2 separate regions of the Homo sapiens genome follow, and region 1 is linked to region 2. Evidence: chromatin loops called from intact Hi-C (ENCODE). Cell type or tissue: B cell. All regions are shown on one strand. Each heading gives the region's core, and the rest is flanking DNA. Links, peaks and the distances in the headings are about the cores only.

The links. A loop is a pair of places that touch in the nucleus more often than their neighbours do. Peaks named below come from ENCODE experiments on the same cell type or tissue, not always from the same donor. Only the 100,000 strongest peaks of a DNase experiment are listed, where the experiment ranks them.
Region 1: it touches region 2 in a loop (9-fold over the local background); 35 of 110 quality-filtered maps call a loop at or near these places.

Annotation. Positions count from the first base shown.
Region 1 is chr6:41,583,508-41,595,856 of GRCh38, reverse strand. It overlaps FOXP4 (forkhead box P4), which reads right to left. Exons shown (of 17, transcript NM_001012426.2): 4 at 10,966-11,088; 5 at 10,340-10,426; 6 at 8,701-8,848; 7 at 8,345-8,558; 8 at 7,960-8,064; 9 at 7,126-7,213; 10 at 6,003-6,086; 11 at 5,687-5,894; 12 at 5,510-5,586; 13 at 4,535-4,636; 14 at 866-987. Among named protein-coding and RNA genes, the nearest start is that of MIR4641, 9.0 kb to the left of the region's middle. RefSeq lists enhancers at 1,520-2,878, 10,433-11,012, 11,013-11,592, 11,593-12,172. In B cell, for the core only: CTCF peaks have their summits at 3,468 and 3,670 (motif pointing right); a DNase peak (open chromatin) is centred at 3,696.
Region 2 is chr6:41,526,311-41,533,718 of GRCh38, reverse strand. The region is part of intron 1 of FOXP4-AS1 (FOXP4 antisense RNA 1); the gene reads left to right. Among named protein-coding and RNA genes, the nearest start is that of FOXP4, 16 kb to the left of the region's middle. RefSeq lists enhancers at 928-1,496, 1,383-1,742, 1,497-2,067. In B cell, for the core only: no CTCF peak of the experiment used is centred there; a DNase peak (open chromatin) is centred at 1,668; H3K4me3 peaks cover 1,114 bases; H3K27ac peaks cover 1,724 bases.

The DNA of each region.
Region 1 (12,349 bases), core at 2,517-5,016, 60 kb before region 2:
CAAGGCAGGTGGATCACCTGAAGTTGGGAATTCGAGACCAGCCTGACCAACGTGGTGAAACCACATTTCTACTAAATACAAAAAAAATTAGCCGGGCGTGGTCGTGGGCACCTGTAATTCTAGCTACCCGAAAGGCTGGGGCAGGAGAATTGCTTGAACCCGGGAAGTGGAGGTTCCAGTGAGCTGAGATCGTGCCATTGCACTCTAGCCTGGGCAACAAGAACAAAACTCCTTCTCAAAAAAAATAAATGAATAAAATAATAAAATTAAAAAAATAATAAATAAATAAGTAAATAAATAAAATGCCAGGTGGTGAAGTGAAGCTGAGCACAAAAGACCAGGAGGGCAGAGACCTGGTCCTGGAACCAGCTCTGCCACAAATCTGCTCTGGGGCCTCCTGCCAGCCCCTGGCCCTCACTGGCTCTCCTCTGCCGTAAGATGAATTGGTGGGGTCGCGGGACCTCAGAGGTCTAGTCATCCTGATGAGCTGAGAGAGCGGGTGCCCTGGGGGTGGCAGCCCCTCACCCATGGCCCGTTGGCTGGCATCTGCCTGTGTGCCAGCTCTGGCCAGGGCTACTTGGGGCCCCTGTCTCTCTTTGCTACCAGGCCTCCTTCTTGGCCCCTTCCCTCAGTCAGAGTGAGGACAGAAGAGGACATAAATGTCTGCCTTCTGATTATCCATCACTTCCGGATTCCAGCCCCCTGTCCCCAAGCACTAGTCTCCTCTGCTCCTTTCTCCCCACACCCCTTCCCCCAGCCAGGAAGGATCTGGTGCACATGTGTACCCTGGAGAGGTAGGGGGTGGGGGTGAGTTGGCTCCTGCCCCCTGGGCAGGTACAGCCCATCCAGCTCTGGACCCACATACCCTGTCATCTTTGGCGGTCTCCGCTTCTGATACTCCCGCTCGTCCACAGTCCACACGGCACCCTTGACGTTCTCCACGCGGACGAAGCACTTGTGCAGGCTGAGGTTGTGGCGCACGGCGTTCTGTGGGTGCAGTGAAGAGGAGCTCAGAGGCGGCTTGCTTGGCCAAGCACAAACATGATAGTCCTCATCCCATCCCATGTCCCACGCAGCAGCGGCCCACCTTCCCCAGCTCAGGGATGAGCAGGGGAGGGGGGTGGGCTGGGAGGAGACCCAGCCAAAGGGAAGGCGGGCCCCTACCCTTTCCATAGAGCCAGGGGTTCCCAGCCTCTTCACCATGGATGACCCATTTTATTAGCTGCCTCCTCTCTCCCTGCCACATCTTGGAAAGTTCTGTCTACTAACTAAATGCTATCCAGTTAGTAATAATCTGTTTCATCATCTTCGTTAATCAAAGACACATGTAATTGTTACTCAGGGCTTTGGATCAGCAGCAGATCACATTCGGGCCCCGGCATCTCTGCGAGCCCAGGATGCTTCATCTCAGCTGCATGCAGAATTTCCACAAAGCTTTTAAAAGTTTGGGAAAGAGCTCATAAACCCTCACTGCCACCTCCACTGACCCACAGGAGTCTGGGAGCCATGCTTTGGCTGTGGCTCAGAACAGGCAGCTTATATTTTGAGAGCACAAGGTATACAGTAAAGGCCTCATACATACTTGTTGAAATAAACAGGGAGAGAGGAGAGTGTGGGTTGACAACCCAGAGGCAGAAAGAGGAGAGAAAGAAGATAAGTCACCTTGTCTGTCCCACCTCCTCCTGGCAGGATAACTTCAAGAATTGAGGTCATCTGGTTTGTAGGACGCTTGGGCGAGGGCGGGGTGCTTGGCCCAATTCCCCCCTCACCACCATGGGAGCCCGGACTAGGGCCCTAGTCTGCCCCACCTCATCGTGTCCCTCAGTCCTGTCCCTGCACCCTCCTCTCTCAGCTGTGCTGCCCCCACGGCCAGCTCCCAGTTATCACCATCCCTGCCTGCATCCCTGGACCCTGTTACCTGTCCTCCCTTAGCCTCCCCCGCCTCGTCCCCATCCTTGTCTCCTCTTTACATTTCTAAACGGGGAAGAAAGCGGGTAGGGCAGGCAGCCCGTGCCCCTGGAGATCCCTCTCCCTCTCTCCCTTCCAACTCTTGCCACTTGCAACTGGCCCGATTTCATTACCAATTTTAATTTGCCTCTAATTAAATCCTGTGTATTTTTCCGACTCGCTTGCTAATCCACGAGGGAGGCGGGCGGCTGGAGTGGAATCTCTTGGAGCGATAATTACAAAGGGCCTAATCACGCCGGGGCTCCTGCCTCGGAATAAATTTGCCCGCATTACGGGGCTCCGATCCTCCGCTTTGCAAATGAGAATGACCCCAATTTCCGAGGATGGCCTCACCGGGGCTTTTTTCCCTCATTTCGAAGCCTGATTCGTGATGAGAGACTAATTCGTTACGCTGAAACATTAACGGCAATTTAAGGGGTCTGGCAGGGGCTTCGTAAACAAAAGGACGGGCCCACAACACGGGCCTTGGGAGGGGATGGACACGGGGAGGGCCAGCAAGGACCATCAGCTTGGCAGATGGCAGCTCTGTCCCTGGATGAACGGCAGCTGGCTGGGCCCACACCATGCCCGCTCCCAACCCTTCTGCCCTGGTCTGAGGTGGAAAGTATCTCAGGGTGGGAGCCAGCAAAGGTGAAGAAGGGAAAGAAGAAAGCACAAATAATTCGGGAGAGGAGCAGAGATGACCTGAGGGGCTGAGAAATGAGTGGAAAGTAGAGGTGGAAGGGAAGCAGAGTTGGGTGTAGATGGTGTATTTCCCAAGTAACATGAATGCATTTGGCTGAAAAAAACCAGAAGGTCAAAGTGGACCTCAAGCTGGATGGATTCTGCTGTGCCATGAGGAAGGCTCAGGCAGTGGCCTCAGGCACAGAGGCAGCAGCAGAACACTGCTAACTGGCAAAGTCACCCACTTAGTCGTTCACTTTCCCCAGCCCAGATGCTTCTTACTGGACCCTAGACTAGGTGAGGGGAGATGGGGGTGAAGAACTAGGAGGAACACACCACAGAGATGTGAAAGGCTGGGCTGGGCAAGGGCGGCAGGGTTAGAATATCAGGGGGGTGGCTTCAGGATGGTCACTGAGTAGTTTAAGGAAGTCACCTAAACCAGGTCACCTAACCTGACCTCAAGAGAAGAGAGAATTAGAAAATTGCAGCAGGGCATTACAGGTAAGACAGAAGGAAGGAAGGAAGGTAGGTGGCTTAGCAGTACTTTGCCCCCAAAAAGGAGGCTGTCTTATGGAAAGGAGGCTCTATATTACTACCCCTAAAGGCAAAAGATTAATATGCTTTATTAAACATTAGGTAATAATTATAATCATCCCTTATGTTTGTAGGACTCTATCATTTATAAAAACCTGGTATCTGAACTGACTTGGAGGTTGGAGACTGGACCAGGTGGTCCCAAGCAAGCCCTGCTGGCTCAGAAAGAGGGCAGGAATGTGGTTGGCAGAAAATGACATCACTCACAGCCAATTACAGCAGCTGTCCCAACAGCCTCCCAGCTTCTCTCCCAAGCTTTGGGAATTGGGTATGAGCATATGAAAGTCATGATGCAGTCCCTTCTGCTGCACTTAGCATAATCCCAGGGCAAAGGGTAGGCAGGCACTGTGCAGACCCCACCAAGTCCTGGGCGCTGGTGGGGAGGAGGGGTTCAGTAACACTTGTTGAAACCTAGTGGGATTGGGGGAGGTAGCCCGTTTAACTGCAGTTTCTTCAGTGGCCAGCAGGGGGACTCAAGAGCCAGGGATCCAATTAAGGTTCTGAGAGGGAGTCCTTCCCCGCGTCTAACCTTCCCTGCAGGGGCGAACACTCTCTCCTTCTTCCCCCCGCCCCGCCCACTCTCCCAATTTAGATATCACCTTCCCACCTTGAGACAGACAGACAGACACACACACACACCCCCCTTTTGGCTATAGAAAAATAAATGGCCTAGTACCCCAGCATCTGTCTCCCATTTTTCTAGAGTCCCCCTCTTGCCTGCTTCTGCTCTCCCAGGAAAACTTATGGCTGAAGGTGTTGAAATGACTAATTGGATGGAGACAATTATCTTCCTGCCAGGGATGGCAGAGCTGGGGAGGGCTGTGAGTGCCGTCAGTGCCCCAATGTGTGGTCCACGGCTCTTGGTCCATCCGTGTGTCTATACCTGCGCTTTCCTAGCCCCACCTCAGGCTTCAGAACATGTACCTTAAGCCAAGGTATCCAGACCCTTAGGGTCTCTGTGAAATTCGGCCCAGGCTTCTGTATCAAGCTTGGGCATTAGCAATTCCTAGAGGCCCTACCTCGTGGGGCTGGCGTCTTTGGGGCCCTTGGGGGTGTACCCTAGAGAAGGATTGCTTCCCAGAAAGGAGGCAGCACCAGGCTGGAAGGAAGGGATCATTAAAAGGTTATGGAACAATCCACAGCCCCTGCTGAGGTGGGCGTGGGCATGCAGCCCTGGCTGGGCCCTTGGGTGGCTGTTTCTGCAGGACTAATGGTTTAGGGAACTAATTGTTAGGCAGCCTTGGTCTCCATGGGATATGGCAGGTCCAAGGGTGACTGGGGCCCAGAAGGTGGAAGGGGCCTGCTTCACCTTCCAGGTGGCAGTGTTTCTGCGGAAATAGGCGAACATCCTGGTGAACCAGTTATAGATCTCATTCAGGGTCAGCTGCCTGTCAGGGGTTTCCAGGATGGCCTGCGGGGAAGGAACAAGCAAAGGGACCGTCAGCCTGGGCCTCGAAGGGTCACAGCCCTGGGTTCCCTCCCCCAGTACCTCTCCCTTCTGCCTAGCCCCGAGTTCACTTTGTGAGAAGACCTGCTCAGAAATGTGTGGATAACAAGATGGGTGGTGGCTGGTGGGTCCCCTCAGAGGGACAGGCTGGTTATAGCTTGGCCAAGGATAAAGAGGGCAGGAGCCTCCAAGGGCTATGTATTTGTACAAGAAGGATTGGAGCTGCTTCTGGAGAGAAAATGCCTTTAGTACCTGGCCCTGCACCGAGGGTGAAAGCAGTCAGTCCTGTCTTTCTTGGGAGAGATGTCCACGGGGTGGAGGCTGTTTGGAATTTATCCTGATTTTGGCAAAAGGTACCCTAAGCACAGTGTGTGTGTGACAGAAAGAATGTGTGTGAAGGTGTACATGCCTGTGTGGGTATCAGGGAGGACATATGTGTCGATGTAAGTTCATGCTTGAGTGTGAATACTATGTGAACATTGGTGACATGAAGATCATGGGCTTGAGGGAGGAAAGACAAAGGAGAGAGACGAAGAGTGACCCTGAGTCTATCATGGCGGGCTGTGTACGTGGAAATGAGCACATGAATGCCACGGTGGGTGTCAGTAAGAAGAACAGTGTGTGCACCCCCAGAGACACATAACCCTATGCAGCAGGCTGACAGGGCCCAGCCTGCAGGAGAGCCCCGCACAGCAGAGAGGGAAGACCGCCACGTGAGAGGGAGCGGGACAGCTCCATTGCTTGGCCCCAGGACCTTCCTGGAGGCAGGGGTGTGGCGGGGGCTGGGGGAGCAGCCTGTGTGCCATTCCCCACCCTCCTCCTACCTGCCCTGCTCACCTGGCGGATGAGGGAGGCGTAGGTGAAGGGGGGCCGGACGTCGGCGTTCTTGTAGAACTCATGATTCTGGGCCAGCTCTGGGGAGACAGGCAGAGGATGAGGTAGCCAGATATGGGGCTCAGATGGGAAAAACAGCCTCACGCTGCTGTCGCCCTGCAGCCCCCAGCCCACCCTCACCTGAGGAGATGGGGGAGCAGAACTTGTCACTGCTTCTCCGACGGGCTGGGCCCCCACCATGCAGGGAGGCAGAGCCCAGGCCAGGGGGCCGTAGAGGGGTGACAGGGGCTGCGGCCGAGGTCGGGGGGTGCACGAGACCATCTGGGAATGAGTCTGCTGCAGAGACGGTCACCTTGGAGAATGAGGAGGAGCCGGGGACCGGGTTCAGCTGTGAGCAACGGGGAGGGTACTGAGACCAGTGCCCGAGGGTGGGGGTCCCGAGGCTCCAGGGTCTGTGGAAGGCTCTGGGAGGGGCGGGGAGGGGAGCAGCACTCACTGGCTGGCTGAAGGGCTTGGGCTCCGAGGGCCGCATGTGCAGGTGGGCCATCATGGCCTGCAGCCGCTCGCTCTCCTTGGCGAGCTGTGGAGGGTGGCAAAGCAGGAGGTGAGCGGGAGGCTGAACCCTGGAGGCAGTGTTGTCCCACCCCTCCACCGCCAGGCTCTTCAGAAGGCCGCCGATTCCCACCCCCATTCGCCTCCTTGCCTCAGCATCCATGCTCCCTCTGTGACCCGCTCCAGGGAGGCCTCAGCAATGCTCTACCCCTCAAGGGCTGCCAGCTCCATGAAGCCTCTCCCTTTCTCCCCTGGATGGTGACCATTTGAGCCCTCCCAGTGCGTCCTGGCTGGAGCTTATCCCTGCCTCTACATGTTGGGAGGCTTCTTCCTACCCACCCACGGGGGGGCGGCCACTGTGCCTTGTGCAGTGGCACTTGTGTGTGAGGGCCTTGCATACTGAATGCAGATGCAGGAACTGATGAATGGCTCAGACACCCCATTCATAAACTCAATGGGTCTCTCATGACCACCCTCTCACAGCAGGATGCTCTGCTAGGTGCTGGAGGGAGATGGGTAAGCACAGAGGAGCTGCCCTGAGTTGCTTCCTGGGAACCCTGTGCTGCTGAGTGTCCCCTCTCAAGTAGCTGGGATACTCCCTTGGGAAAGCCAGGCTGCCTGGGTTCTAATCCCAGCTCTGCCACTCACAGGCAAGTTACTTTAGCTCTGTGTGCCTGTTTTCTCCATCTGGAAAATGGGGAGAATAATGGTACCCACCACATAAGGTTGTTGAGAGGATTCCTTGAGCTATATAAAGTATTTAGCACAGCACAAAGTAAGTGCTCCATATGTTAGCTGCTAATAATTATTTTTGATGTTTCTATGTAGCGTGAGTCTCTTCTGGACCTCCCAGCAGAGACGCCCCCAACCTTGGTTTACCCCTCAGAATCCAGCTGTCCTCACCTCACAACCATGGTCATTAGGACCTAGAAAGCATAAGATGGTGGCTTTGACCATAGGACCCTTCCATGAGACCCTCCCAACAGAGCCCACCTAGCAAGTCAGTGCTGTGGGTGGGCAGGGGCTGGAGCCCACCATGTCCCTCCCCAGCATCTTCCGGGCCACACCTGGATCTCCAGCTGCTGCACCACCTGCATCTGTACCCGGCACTGGGCTGTACTCCGGTCATCCAGGGCGTGCTCTGTGTTGAGGTGTCTTCAAGGGGAAGAGAGGAGGAGAGAAAGTTGGCTCCGGTTTCCCTGCTGCCACCATCCTCCCATCCTATCCTCTAATCCCACCCATGGCCTGAAAAGCAGACAGACCAAGAGATACAAAGAAGAGAAAGAGGTGGAAAAACGGGGCAATGGAGGAAGGCTTCTCCCTTCTCGTCAGCCTCCTTTGATGTCTTTGCTAAAATCCCAGCTACAGAGAGATCTAATTGCAAATGAACTAATTAAGTAAACCTCTGACGAAGCGTGAAAACAATTTGTTTGACCCTGATGCTGCAAGGGTCTGGGAGACAGCGGAGTTAATCAGTCAGTGACAGAGCCTGGCACGGCTGTGGCAGCTGGCCGCCTGCTGCCAGCCGCCCGTCCACCTCCCGCCCTGCCTGTCTGCGGCCCTCAGCCTGTCACTCGCCATCACTCCCCGGGGCTGAGGCTGGAGGGGAGCAGGGGAGGGTGGGGGGAGGAGTAATGCTTATGTTTGTCCTCTCCTTCTCCTACCCGCACCCTGCGCTGGGGATGGAGTCAGGGGAATGCAGGCCCAGAAATATAGACAGGGTAGGGAGTGGGTGATCAGGGAGTCCGTGGGGGGCAGAGAAAGAACTAGAACCCTCTGGAGTGAGGACAGTAGTACAGCTAGTGAGGAGGGCTCCCAGAAGGGGCAAGCTAGTGGGCAGGGTTGGGGGAGAGGCCCTGTGGGGAAAGGCTGCTGGGGGAGGGGCTGGGGGTGACACCTACTTGATAAACTGGCCCAGGTCTTCACACAGGGTCTCACAGCCTGGCCACTTGCACTCTCCGTGTCCGTACAGGGGGTGGGAGCCGGGGGTCTCCTCGTGGGAAGAGCTGGGAGGACAGCAGGGAGGTGGCCGATCAGGGACCCTGAAGACCCCAGCGGCCCTGTAGTCAGCTGAGCACCAGCTCCCCTGCTGGTGACATTTCTGCCCCAATACAGGTTTCCCAGCGGCCAAGCACCATCTGTACACCCCGGGAGAGGGAGTGGAGAGGGAGTGAACCTCCGGTCCGTGGGCTCCACCCCCTCCCTCACAGTCAGCCCTCATGGGTGGGGGGCCAGGTCTACCCCCAGGCAGGCCTTTGATGCCCCTCCCAGCCTGGACCCCTGTACCTGTCTCTCCGAGATGTGAGCACAGTAGGCTGTCCGTTGGGCAGGGTATGGTGGGAGAGGGGGGGTGAGACCTTGGGGGGAGCGGCAAACGAGGTAGCGGTGGCGGCCGTGCCAGTGAGGTCCAGCCCCTCCTGCTTGACGCTGTCCTCGGCAGGCTGCCCGGGGGCACCCTCGCCCTTCCACAGCTGGGGCAGGTCTGTTGGGCAAACAGCTGCTGTGGGAGAGACAGGGGAGGCTGGCAGGGCCCCACGAACACTCGGCTTTCTACCTGGCCCCAAGAACAGGGGCTGCCAGCTGTTGCGTACAGGCAGGGCTGTGGGGTTGGGGCTGGGAGGGGAGGAGTGGCGGGTGCTCACCTTGCGGAAGGGTCTGGAGGGGCCCCGAGGCTTGGTTGGGCTGCAGGCTGACCAGCCCCTGCCTCTGCAGGTTGAGCAGGTGCTGCTGCTGCAACTGTTGCATTTGCAGGAGCTGCTGCTGGAAGGCCAGCTGCTTGTTCCCCAGTGCCTGGTGAGGGGCCCGAGGGGGCGGGCAGAGAGGGGTGCCATCAGCTTCAGGCATGCCATCTGGCCCCCACCCCGCGGCCACCCCCTCCCAGGGCCTGTCAGCCCCTGGAGCTGTCGTTGTGGCGTCTGCAGCTGCAGTGTCTCTGCTCCCGGCCCAGCTTCCATAAGGCTGCATGCCTCCTCGCAGTAAACACACGCATGCACGCACGCACGCACGCGCGCAAACACACACAGCCAGACCCAGACACGCAGCACGACGCCCTCCCTCCTCCCGCCTCCCTCCTTCCGCTGCTTCAGCTCCCTGCACCGCAGCTGTGCACGCCTGGGGGTGCCTCATCACAATGATCGATGAGCCTGTCAGATTCTGGGGGCCACTCCTGCCTGGAGGGCACCCTTCCCACATGCCCGGGGTGCCCCCTTCTGCTCTGGGGAGGGAGTTTTCTCTCCCCCAGCTCTTTTCCTCTCTTGCTTTTTAGATACAGAGAATCAAGGAGTCTGACGGGACTCACTGGGACCCAGGCTCGGAGAACAGTCACATCACCACTGCCCAGGCGCCCTGTACTCGTTGGCTCACCCACTCTACCTACCCCCACCCATTCAGTTCTTCACACAGGCACTGACAAGTCAGGCTGTCAGCAAGTCTCTCTTGAGCCCCATGAGCCAAGCATGTCCTGGGTGGGTTGAGAGGCAGAGATGTCTCTGCCTGCCTGCTGGGGGTGGGAAGCATGGGGTAGGGTGGGGGCTGGCTATTCAATAGAGAGACACAGGATAAACTTAGCCTAGAGATTTACCTGCTGATAACACAGCAATTACAAGACTGCTGAGGGGGAGACTGGGGGTGCTGGAGAATTCCTGGGTGTCAGGGCAGCCTTCTGGGAAGAGGAAACTTAGAGCTTGGGGCTGCGGTTGGGCAGCAGGAGAGATGCACAGGTCTGGGACCCAGGGGAGAAGGGCCTCCAGGGCCTGGTATAGAAGCTCCGATGGGGTAGGGGATGTAGGCTGGGGAGCTCTGAGAGGAGACCGAGGGGTGGCTGGGCAAGTCATAAGAAGAAGGGGAAGAAGCTGGGGGCAGGCTGAGGTAAGGGGAGGTGGTTTGCTGAGGGACTCAGAGATTCGCAGGACAAGGAGGGGAGGGCTGAGGTGCTGGGTCACAAAGAGACAAGGGGGCAGGAAGATGGTGCGACCACAAGGCACATGAGCGTGGCCCGGCAGACACCACACACGGGGGTGACACGTACACACCTGTCTACACCCATGTGCACAGAGACAACAACACGAGGCAAGGAGAGAAAGAATGAATGGGGATGAGGGGAGATGGAGACACGTAAGAACCACCATCCCCATTTCCCCCACACTGATCCTTGGTCCCCTTCCTCAGCCTTTTCTAGATTTTTCTACTATTCCTGCAAGGCAATTCCCTCCTGACCAGCTCTGGACACCCAGCTCTGGGCAGGGGGTGAGGGCGGTGGTGGGCCCTGGTACAGCCCCTTACCTCTTTGGGCTGCGGTTTCCCAGCCTGCTGCTGGGTGAGGAGCTGCAGGTGGAGCTGCTCCTGCTGCTTCTTGTAGTACTCCTGTAGCTGGGGGGGTGGAGGAGGGTTACCACTGGCAGGGTACTGCTATCCCCACAACCCCAGCCCTGTCCCATCTGGGCTCCTGGGGGCAGGAGAAGGGAGTTTCCCTAAAACATGGTCTGGCTTTCCCCAGTCAGCCTGGAGGGGCCCTGAGCAGGGTCTGGGTGCGGAGGGAGGGAGCAAGGGATGGAGGAGTTTCATTCCCACAGCTCTGAACCCTCCCTGCTTTTGGTGGATCTCCTGAGCAGGTCACAGGGGACAACGTGCCAGAATGTTCCAGTACTTTGCCCTTCCCTGTTCAGGAGATAGAAGTGGGGCCAGCATGCAGGGAGGGAGGACCGGGGAGTATTGTGGGGGCAGGGCCACCATAAGAGATGCCTGACCTTTGACCTCTCCCCACTACCCTAGAGGAATGCAGATCAGTCTGGCCTGAGCAGTCTCTCTGGTTTCTGGGACAGCTTGGGCCCTTGGTGAGGTGTAAACAGGGTGGGAGGAGCCAGGCCAGGCAGAGGAGGAGGGACCAGCTGCCCTGGGGCCAGACTCACCTGCTGGAGCATGAGGGCTTGCTGCTGCTGGAGCAAGGCCTGCAGCTGCGGGGGCGACAGGATCTGCTGCATCTGTTGCGGGGTAAGCATCTGCGGCGACATCATGGCCACCGACACAGGCACCTGCAGGATTCGGCCCGTTAGCCCTGTCCCCTGGACCCCAACCCAGGAGGAGGCACCACCCAGGGCCCCACTCTCAGCGTGGCAGAGTGGCTCCCAGGGAGGCTGCCTGGGTTCCAATTCTGGCTCTGCTGCCTGCTGGCTGTCTCTCTCTTTGGACAGTGACTTACCTTCCTGTTGTCTGTTTTCTTTATCTCTAAAACGAAAACAGTGATAGTACCTACCTATTAAGGTCACCATAAGGACTAATCAGTGAATACTTAAAACAAGGCCTGGCACACAGCAAGTGCACATAAGGGTTGGCTATTATCATAGGACGGGCTGTCCTTAGAGCAGGAAGATTAGGCTGTAGTGACACTGGTCAGTAGAACCCATGCTTTGGCTGGTTCCCCCCAGTAATGGGGAGGGACAGCATACCAGGCCACCCATAGTCTCACGCAGTCTATTTTGAGACCACTTCCTGCAAGGTAGGCCTGGCTGGGAGGGCAGTCTACAGCATGGGAAGGATTCAAAACGTGGCCCACCTTGCACGAGGACCTGCACTTTGTCTCCTCTCACACACCCCGGCACACCTGCCTGGACGGCACACACAGTGGCCAGAGGTGAAGCCCACAGAGCGCTCTTGGTGCCATCCTGGTCCTAATGTGTGTGCATGTGTGTAGCTATGTCTAGGGTGGGGTGGGAAGAATGGCAGGCAGGGAGTTAGCAGGGCAGGCTTCCGCTCCTAACTCTGCACTGAGCTGGCTGTGTGACTCTAGCAAGTCACTTGCCCTCTCTTATGTTTCGGTTTCCTCAAACATAAAACATAAGAGACTATGCTGTAAGAGATGATTCCTTCTAGGCTGGAACATTCAGGATTCTCAAAGTAGAACAGCTTTCTACCCCCTGCCCTGGGTCAGGCCTCTATAGAAGGCCCAAAGAATCCAGCTACAGGGAAAAGATTCAGAGAAAAGCAATGACATCATTCTCTTCCCAGCCCCACCTCCCCTGAACCCCCCAGGCTTGTGCAGTCATGGACAGGCAGGTCTCAGCTGCTATTTTGTCTTGTTCCTGTATTAGCAGGACAGGTGCTCTGATGGGGCTGTCTGCCGCCCCCTCCACTCTGTGACCCCATGCATACAGGACTCTTCTCTAATTTCCTCTCTCACTCCCAAGTTGTGGCAGAGTGCCTGGCACATGGTAGGTACACTAAGTGTTAGCCCCCCTGAGCTGAAATGCCTTCCCTGGCACCTCAGAGGCCCCTCTGCCAGCCCGGAAGCAGGAA
Region 2 (7,408 bases), core at 207-2,706:
CCCAAGGTCAGGGAGGGTGGGTGGAGGCAATCAGATGTGAAGGACAGATGCTGAGTTCCTTTCCAGGATGATGATTTGTGGGTACTGAGCATGTGTGTTCTGGTACATACAAATACACAGACACTTCACACATTCCCTGTCTCACACACGTTTTCACACTCCCATAGTCACCTCCATCTTCACTACCACCATCTCATACTCACATACATGCACAGTCTCGTGGTTTCTCACTTTTTTTTCTTTTTTTTTTTGAGATGGAGTCTGGCTCTGTCACCCAGGCTGGAGTGCAGTGGCACGATCTCAGCTCACTGCAACCTCTGCCTCCCTGGTTCTGGTGATTCTCCTGCCTCAGCCTCCCAAGTAGCTGGGATTACAACCATGCACCACCACACCCAGCTAATTTTTGTACTTTTTTAGTAGAGACAGGGTTTCACCATGTTGGCCAGGCTAGTCTCGAACTCCTGACCTCAGGTGATCTGCCCGCCTTGGCCTCCCAAAGTGCTAGGATTACAGGTGTTAGCCACCGCGTCCAGCTGGCTTCTCACATTTTTTCATGCACTCTCAAGCTTGCACAACATATTCATATGCACAACATGTTCATACATACCTCTATTAGTTTCCTGGGACTGCCACAACAAAGTATCACACACTGGGTAGCTTAAAACAACAGGAATTTATTGTATCAGTTTTGGAGGCCAGAAGTCCAAAAGCAAGGTTCCTTCTGAGACTTGTGGGGAAGGGCCTTTCCTTGCCTTTGCTGGCTTCTGGTAGCCCCAGGTATTCTTCGGTTTGGAGGTGCATCACTCCAGCCTCTGCCTCCATCTGTCTCTGTGTCTTCACATGGACATCTTATAAGGACACTAGTCATAATGCATGAGGGCCACTCTATTCCAGTAGGGACTCATCCTAACTGATTACATCTGCAATGATACTGGTTCCAAATAAAATCATATTCGGAGGTTCTGGGGTTAGGACTTCAATATATCTTTTTTGGGGAGGAGCACAATTCAACCCAAAATACCACCTACAGCCATAAAATCTCACATACATAGGCCATACTGCCATAGTGACACAGATATAAAACACACAATCCCATAGTCACAAAAATCACACACTCCCATATACACTTTCAGGATCAGACACTCCCATGGTCCCCCCACATGCACGCATACACACACATGGCGAGGTCATCACATACACACTCCTTTAGTTTCCCAGTCTTACAGCCCTACACACCCCCTCCAGTCACACCCCTTCGCACACCCTCCTGCCCCCGCCTCACTCCCAGAGGCCACCCTGTGGAGGTCATGCTCAGAGACCCGGCACATTTGCAGCCTCGCACTTGGCTCATACATCTCACATCCTCTCCCACCCACACAGTCTCTCCCCTCTGACTCCTCCGCCCAGCTCACCAGTTCCCGCACCAACCCTCATGGCAAGGAGGCAACAGACTGGCTCTGTTCCACTCCAGCGGGGGCACCAGGTGGCTCCCCCCTTGTCCTCTGGAATCTGATGCCCCCACAAGCCTGCCTTTTCAGGCTCCCACGCTTCCCTCTCAGGGACAGACAGACAGAAACATCCACACACTCTCATGCTCACACACGCGCCCCTCCGGCAGCCCCACGGCAGCAGTCTGTTCCTCATTATGGGCCAATGCGCCTGTTTACTCACCCAGCTGGAGATGGTTAGAGAGTGATAAATAATGAAAGAGAAAACAGGCTTTTCCCCTCTGTGGCTTCTATTTATGTAATATGTGTCACTGTGCATTCACAGACTTTGTTTCGGAGCTGGTTGCAGGAAATAGTTTATTTTTTCCGGACGGTGGCTTAAGGGGTGGGGAGGTGGGGGGCAGGGTTTGGGTTTCTGATCTCACGCCCATAGGAGTTTCGGAATCTGGCTCCCAGAGTCCTCTTCCCCTGGTGCCTCCTCTCCTCGCCTCCCCTGACATCCCCGGGGTGGGCATCATGGCTAGAGGCTGCCTCAGAACCAGGTTCTCCCACTCCACCTATTTGGAATGGGCTGGGGTGGTTGGGGGCCCCTCCCAGCTGCCTCTGAAACCTCCCAGACAGATGGGCTTGTTTTAAGAGCCAGACAGCTTGAGGCTGGACTCCCAGAAAGGAGGCAGTTGGACAGGGTCTTCCTAGGTAGCCTGCACCTGTTGTTGGGGGAGGATGCAAAAGGATTAATTCTATAAAATAAGAAAAAAAAAGATCCATACCTCATGTTCACTTAGCACTTTCATCCCCGTGGTCTCTCTGAGGCCTCACAACTTTTAATGGCTGCTTCCCAGGTGAGAGAACTGGAGGAGGGCTTGCCATGGTCTGTGCAACTGGCTGATGAGGAGCCAGAACTTCACACTCAGGCCTCTGAGTCCAGAAGAGCCTCACACACCCCACTGCCTCCTCCTCCCAAGGATGCCTCCCTTGGTAAAGTTCTGGTTGCCCTCACTCATTCTAAGGTGATGGGAGTAGTTATAAGGGTGTGGGGGTTGGAATTTGGGGAATGGTGAGTCATCAGAGGTCTGAGAAGTGTCCCCTTCTCCACCCTTTCCTAAACATTAAGGTGAGCCTCCTTTGGGTGACAAGCCAGGGAAGGAAGAAGCAGCAGAAGGCTGCCCTGCTCCCCAACCCCCAGTGCAGGGAGGCTCTTGGGAAGCTGGAAGGGCACCTGCCCCCACCTGAGCCTGTCTTTTTGAGTGCCAGGGCAGGGAGACAATGTCTTTGTTTGACATGGAGCCCTGGTTGTATCCCAGGCCACCTGCTGGGGGGACCCAGAGGTTCTGACCTTTGAGGAATATAGCATCCACTATGGAAAATGGGCCCAGAAGCCCCCAACTCCTGCAGACTGTGGGGGATGAATATATACAGGTGCCATGGGATTAAGGTGCAGGGCAGAATCCTGCCCAGTGACCTCGGGGTTCTTGCAGGGAGCATCCCACAGGAATCTCCTGGCTGCGGGGTGAAGCAGCCACCTTCCCAAGACAAGGACTTTAAACACGGTCTGACAAACAAGAGCACATATGGGCCAAGGGCAAAAGAGAAAAAGTGCTAAGGAGGCGGTTTTCTAATTTAGTGGGTGTCAGATTCACAGGGGAGCTTATTAAATGCGGATCCCCAGGCTCCTTTCCTGGCGTTGATTCAGCAGGTCGGGGGGGTGGGGGGCAGGAATCAGCATGGTTAGCAAGTTCCTGAGAGTTCTTGGACTGGTGGTTTCCCAAAGACTGGGAGACAACAGTGCCCTATGTGGGCCCTGGAGGCAACCCCCCTGCCCAACGCATAAAGATGAGATGCAAGCATCATGGTTAGGTCAGGAGGGAATTTGACTTCCCCCAAAGAGTGAGAATGATTTGGTTGGAGAATGATAAAATTTATTTGGTCCAAAGGAAGGGAGGGAGGAAGAGAGGAAGGAAAATATAATTTACCAATACCTATATGTGCCAAGCTGTTACATGATGCTTTTCGTTTTGCTTTGTGCTTTTGTTTTTCAGAGACAGGGTCTTGCTATGTGGCCCAGGCTGGAGTGCAGTGGCACAATCAAATCATAGCGCACTGCAGCCTCGAATTCCTGGGCTCAAGCGATTCTCCTGCCTCAGCCTTCCGAGTAGCTGGGACTACAGGTGCATGCCACCATGCCTGGCTGTTACACGACATTTTTACCTGGCTGCTTTGACTTTTTGACATTCATATCCATTTTTGGAACCTAAAACGCTGTCAACATTCTATTTCTTATTACCAAGTAATGCTCATACAGACATACCCGCCACAGCCCGAGTCAAAACTTTGTGTCAGCTGGGATGTTGTGCACACCTTGGAGCATCTACCACATGCCAGGCATTGTGCTTTGCATGTACTGCTTTGTTTTTCACTGCACCGCAACACCGACAGGCAATACTATTCCCATTTTACTGATGAGGACAGCAAGGGTCAGAGAGGTTTAGTCACTTGCCTAAGGCCACCCGGCTACATCAACCCTGGCAACAGGAAGAGCTGGTGCTTTTGTTTTTTTACTGATCCAGGGAGAGGCCCTATTAGGGAGGTAGAGGGACTGAATCCAGATCCTGCTTTATAGCCCCCTCTCCAGGACTCCCTCCCTCCCACTCTGGAATGGAGAGGTGGATGGAGAGGCACCCTCTCTGCCACTCACTCAACCCCTCTGCCTTTGGGACCCTATGGACTCTCATACAGCCCACCCAGCTTGCACCCTGAGCTCTCTCCCAAGAAGCTGAGCACCTGGGGTCTCAGGCACTCCCTTCCAATTCAGTCCCTGGAGCACTTATGGCTCTGAGGGAGTCCCCGGAGGGGGGCTGAAAGAGGTGGGGGAGCTTAAGGAGCACCTTTCCTGGGCTTCCAGGAGCCTCTTACATCCCTATCCCCTTGGCAGAATGGGTGTATCACAACTGGAGGGTGGGGGTGTATGGGGACGGCAGAGCTGGCCAGACCTATGGTCCCAGATGTTTGTTCAGGCTGTGGGCTGAGCCTGATTTCAGATGTGTGGCAGCTTCATGGGAGTCCTGCCCAGACTCCCACATGGACACTCACTTGCTTACTTGCACACACGCGTGCCCTCATGCGACTCCCCTCCACACAGAGTTCCACTTGTGAAAACCCAGACAAAGCTCCAGACTAATGTCCCTGTGGACAGTGACATGAATGGTAAAAATCATCCTCAACCCCAGGTGCTCTGCACACGCTGACTCTAAACTTCACATCGATCCTGCAAGGATGCTTTCCCTGATGACCTCCCCCTACCCACCACACACCTTATAGATGAGAAAAATGGGCTTCAGAAAAGCCAAGTGACCGGTCTGAGGCCACACAGCGACCCCACGGCAGAGTGGGGACTGGGGTCTGTCTGTTGGGGAGCTCACCCGCATCCCTCTCACCAGGCTGCTTTTCCCGTCTGGCTCCCAGGACCCAGCAGGTGTTCAGCACGTCCACTGATGAATGTGTATGTCTGTGTTTTCTTTCACACACAGTGCAGGCTCCAGCTGCCCCTCTCTCCAAACCCACTCTGAGCTGTGATCTCCCTGCAGGCTCAGAAACTTGCAGACCACTTGGCTTCCTCTACAGCCAGAACTAGCGCCAGCCTGAATTCTCTGGGCTCCAGCCTCAGTTTCCCCTGAGTTTCTTAGGCCTGCACACCTGAGCAAGTCCCTCCCTGCTTTGAGCAGACCCACAGCACTGGTTGGGCTCCTGCTCCAGGCCTGACCCCCACTGTGGAAGCCTCTGGGGTCCAGCCACCTCCATTCTCCTCTCTTCTTCCCAAACGTCAGGCCTGGCACTGCCCCCGCTCAGCCCCCGCTCCCTACGGCCCCCTGGGAGCCCAGGCTTTGCTTGAGGGCAGCAAGTGAAGCCGGCTGTAACAGAGAAACCTCAGGCTCCTCTTTAGAAGTCCCCGGAGGAGGCAGATCTGAGGAAAGGCTGCCAAGAAGGCGCCTGCAGCAATGTCAGCTTGAGAACAACCCGGCTGACAGGATGCTGAGCGGGGATTAAGGTCGGGATCAGGGAAGCCAGGGAAATGAAGGCAAGTTCCCTGCTCCCCTCGCTGCCACCGCTGCCGCTGCGGCTGGGTTTGTCTTCTTGTTTGTTCTGGCTCTGGGAAACTGGGCGGGGAGGGAAGTGGGCAGGGATGAGGTGGGGAGGTGGAGGGAAGGACAGGGGGGAGGTGGAGAAGGGCTGGTATGGGGGTGGAGGGAGGTGGAGGGAAGAGAAAGTCAGGCCTCCTCTGGGTCTTGGGGCTCAGCCAGGGATGGGGCAGAGGCACAGATGGCCCTTACCTGGGACCCTTCCCCTATACCTGTCCCTATAGCTGGTCTGCCAGCCAGTGGAGCAGCCAGTCGCCCCCCGACCCCCACCCCGGAACCCTCCCTCATGTCCTGAGTGTGGGTGGCAGGACCAGTGAGAACACAATTGACCTTGCCCTGAGAGGCTCCCAGCTCAATGAAGCAGATGCAGTCTACCTCCAGAGAGGAGGTGAGCCTGTTTCCACCTGTCTACACATGCAAGATCCCCTGTTCTGGGGAAAGACCATTACCCCAACCTGCCTCATCATTGACATGTCACAAGAGTCCAGCCAAATGGGCTACTGATTTCCAGGTCATCCAGTGCACCACAATTCTAGTGAAACCTCATATCCTTGCATTGCCATTGGTGTGGTAGTGAAGAACGTGGCTTCTGGTTTCAGACTGCAAGGGGTCACCTTTTGGCTCTGCCACTGATTTGCTATGTCACATTGGGCAAGCTGGCTAACTTTCTATGCCTCAGTGGGATAAAATCATAGCACCTCCTCATAAACTTGTCAGGAAGATAGAGGGAGTGGACACGTGCGAAGTGCTTGGCATAGGGCCTGCCATGGAGGACAGAAGACATACGCCATAGGGTAGCTTTATTTATTATTGAGGCAGAGTACAGGAATAAGTGTGGCAATTTGAAGTGACTTGGCTGAAAGCTTCCTGGGGGAAGGGGTGTGGAAATCTGATTTTGGAAGCTGAGACTGGGCAGGGGTAGAGAAGTGAATTAGGGGTATGGAACAGAGCTCCCATTTGCCAGGTGAGTGAGTTAAGGATGTATCTGGTGAGAGGCAGAGAGGATGCATTTTCTAGAAGCCCTCATCCCAGCCAGGCTTTCTCCAAAGTTCCCACTTTAACTAGGGGTAACTCTTCCAGCCCTGCCAAGGGCAAGCCAGGGGTGCCAAGACCATGAAAAGATGCAGTTTTTCATGGTGACCTTCCCAGAATGGAGTCTATTCTAGAAACCCTAGCCATTCAGGGAGACTCCACTTGTACCTGGGTTTTCTGGACCTGGCAAGGGAAGAAACAGGCACAGAGAGTACAAACCTGGAGGCAGATCATCCCTGGGGTTGGGTTCCAGCTCTGTGACTGATCATCTATGTGCCTTGGAGCCAGTCAATTAGCCTCTCTGGACCTTAGCTGCAGGGTCTGTGAAATGAGATAGTAATATGTACCTTAGAGTTGTAATGATGAGCAGTTACTCCATAACTATCCACTGTTGATATTCAGCTTAGCAAAGAGTTGCTGAGGTCCAGCCAGCTACTGGGGCCCCAGTGAATGAGAGACCCTTTCCTAGCCCTTGATAGCTGGTGGCCTGCATGTGAGTCCAAATATGATGCTGAAGGCAGTGGTGCTACCTTAAAGGTCCACCTGGGAACCAAAGAGAAGGAGTTCCTGGCATCCACATCCCAGGCTGCAGGGCCTGCTCCCCTGGCCCACCCTGCAGCCCTGCTTGGGTGTCCCTATCTCTGGACACCCTGGCCAGCAGGCTGGGGATGGGGAGAGTGTTGTAGGGGGAGGGGAATGAGAACCTAGGATGGGGTTCTGGTAATTGGGGAAAAGCTTTGCTGGGTCTGATTTGTGGGGGAAAGCCTTAGGCAAGGAGGCCCAGTCCCTGCA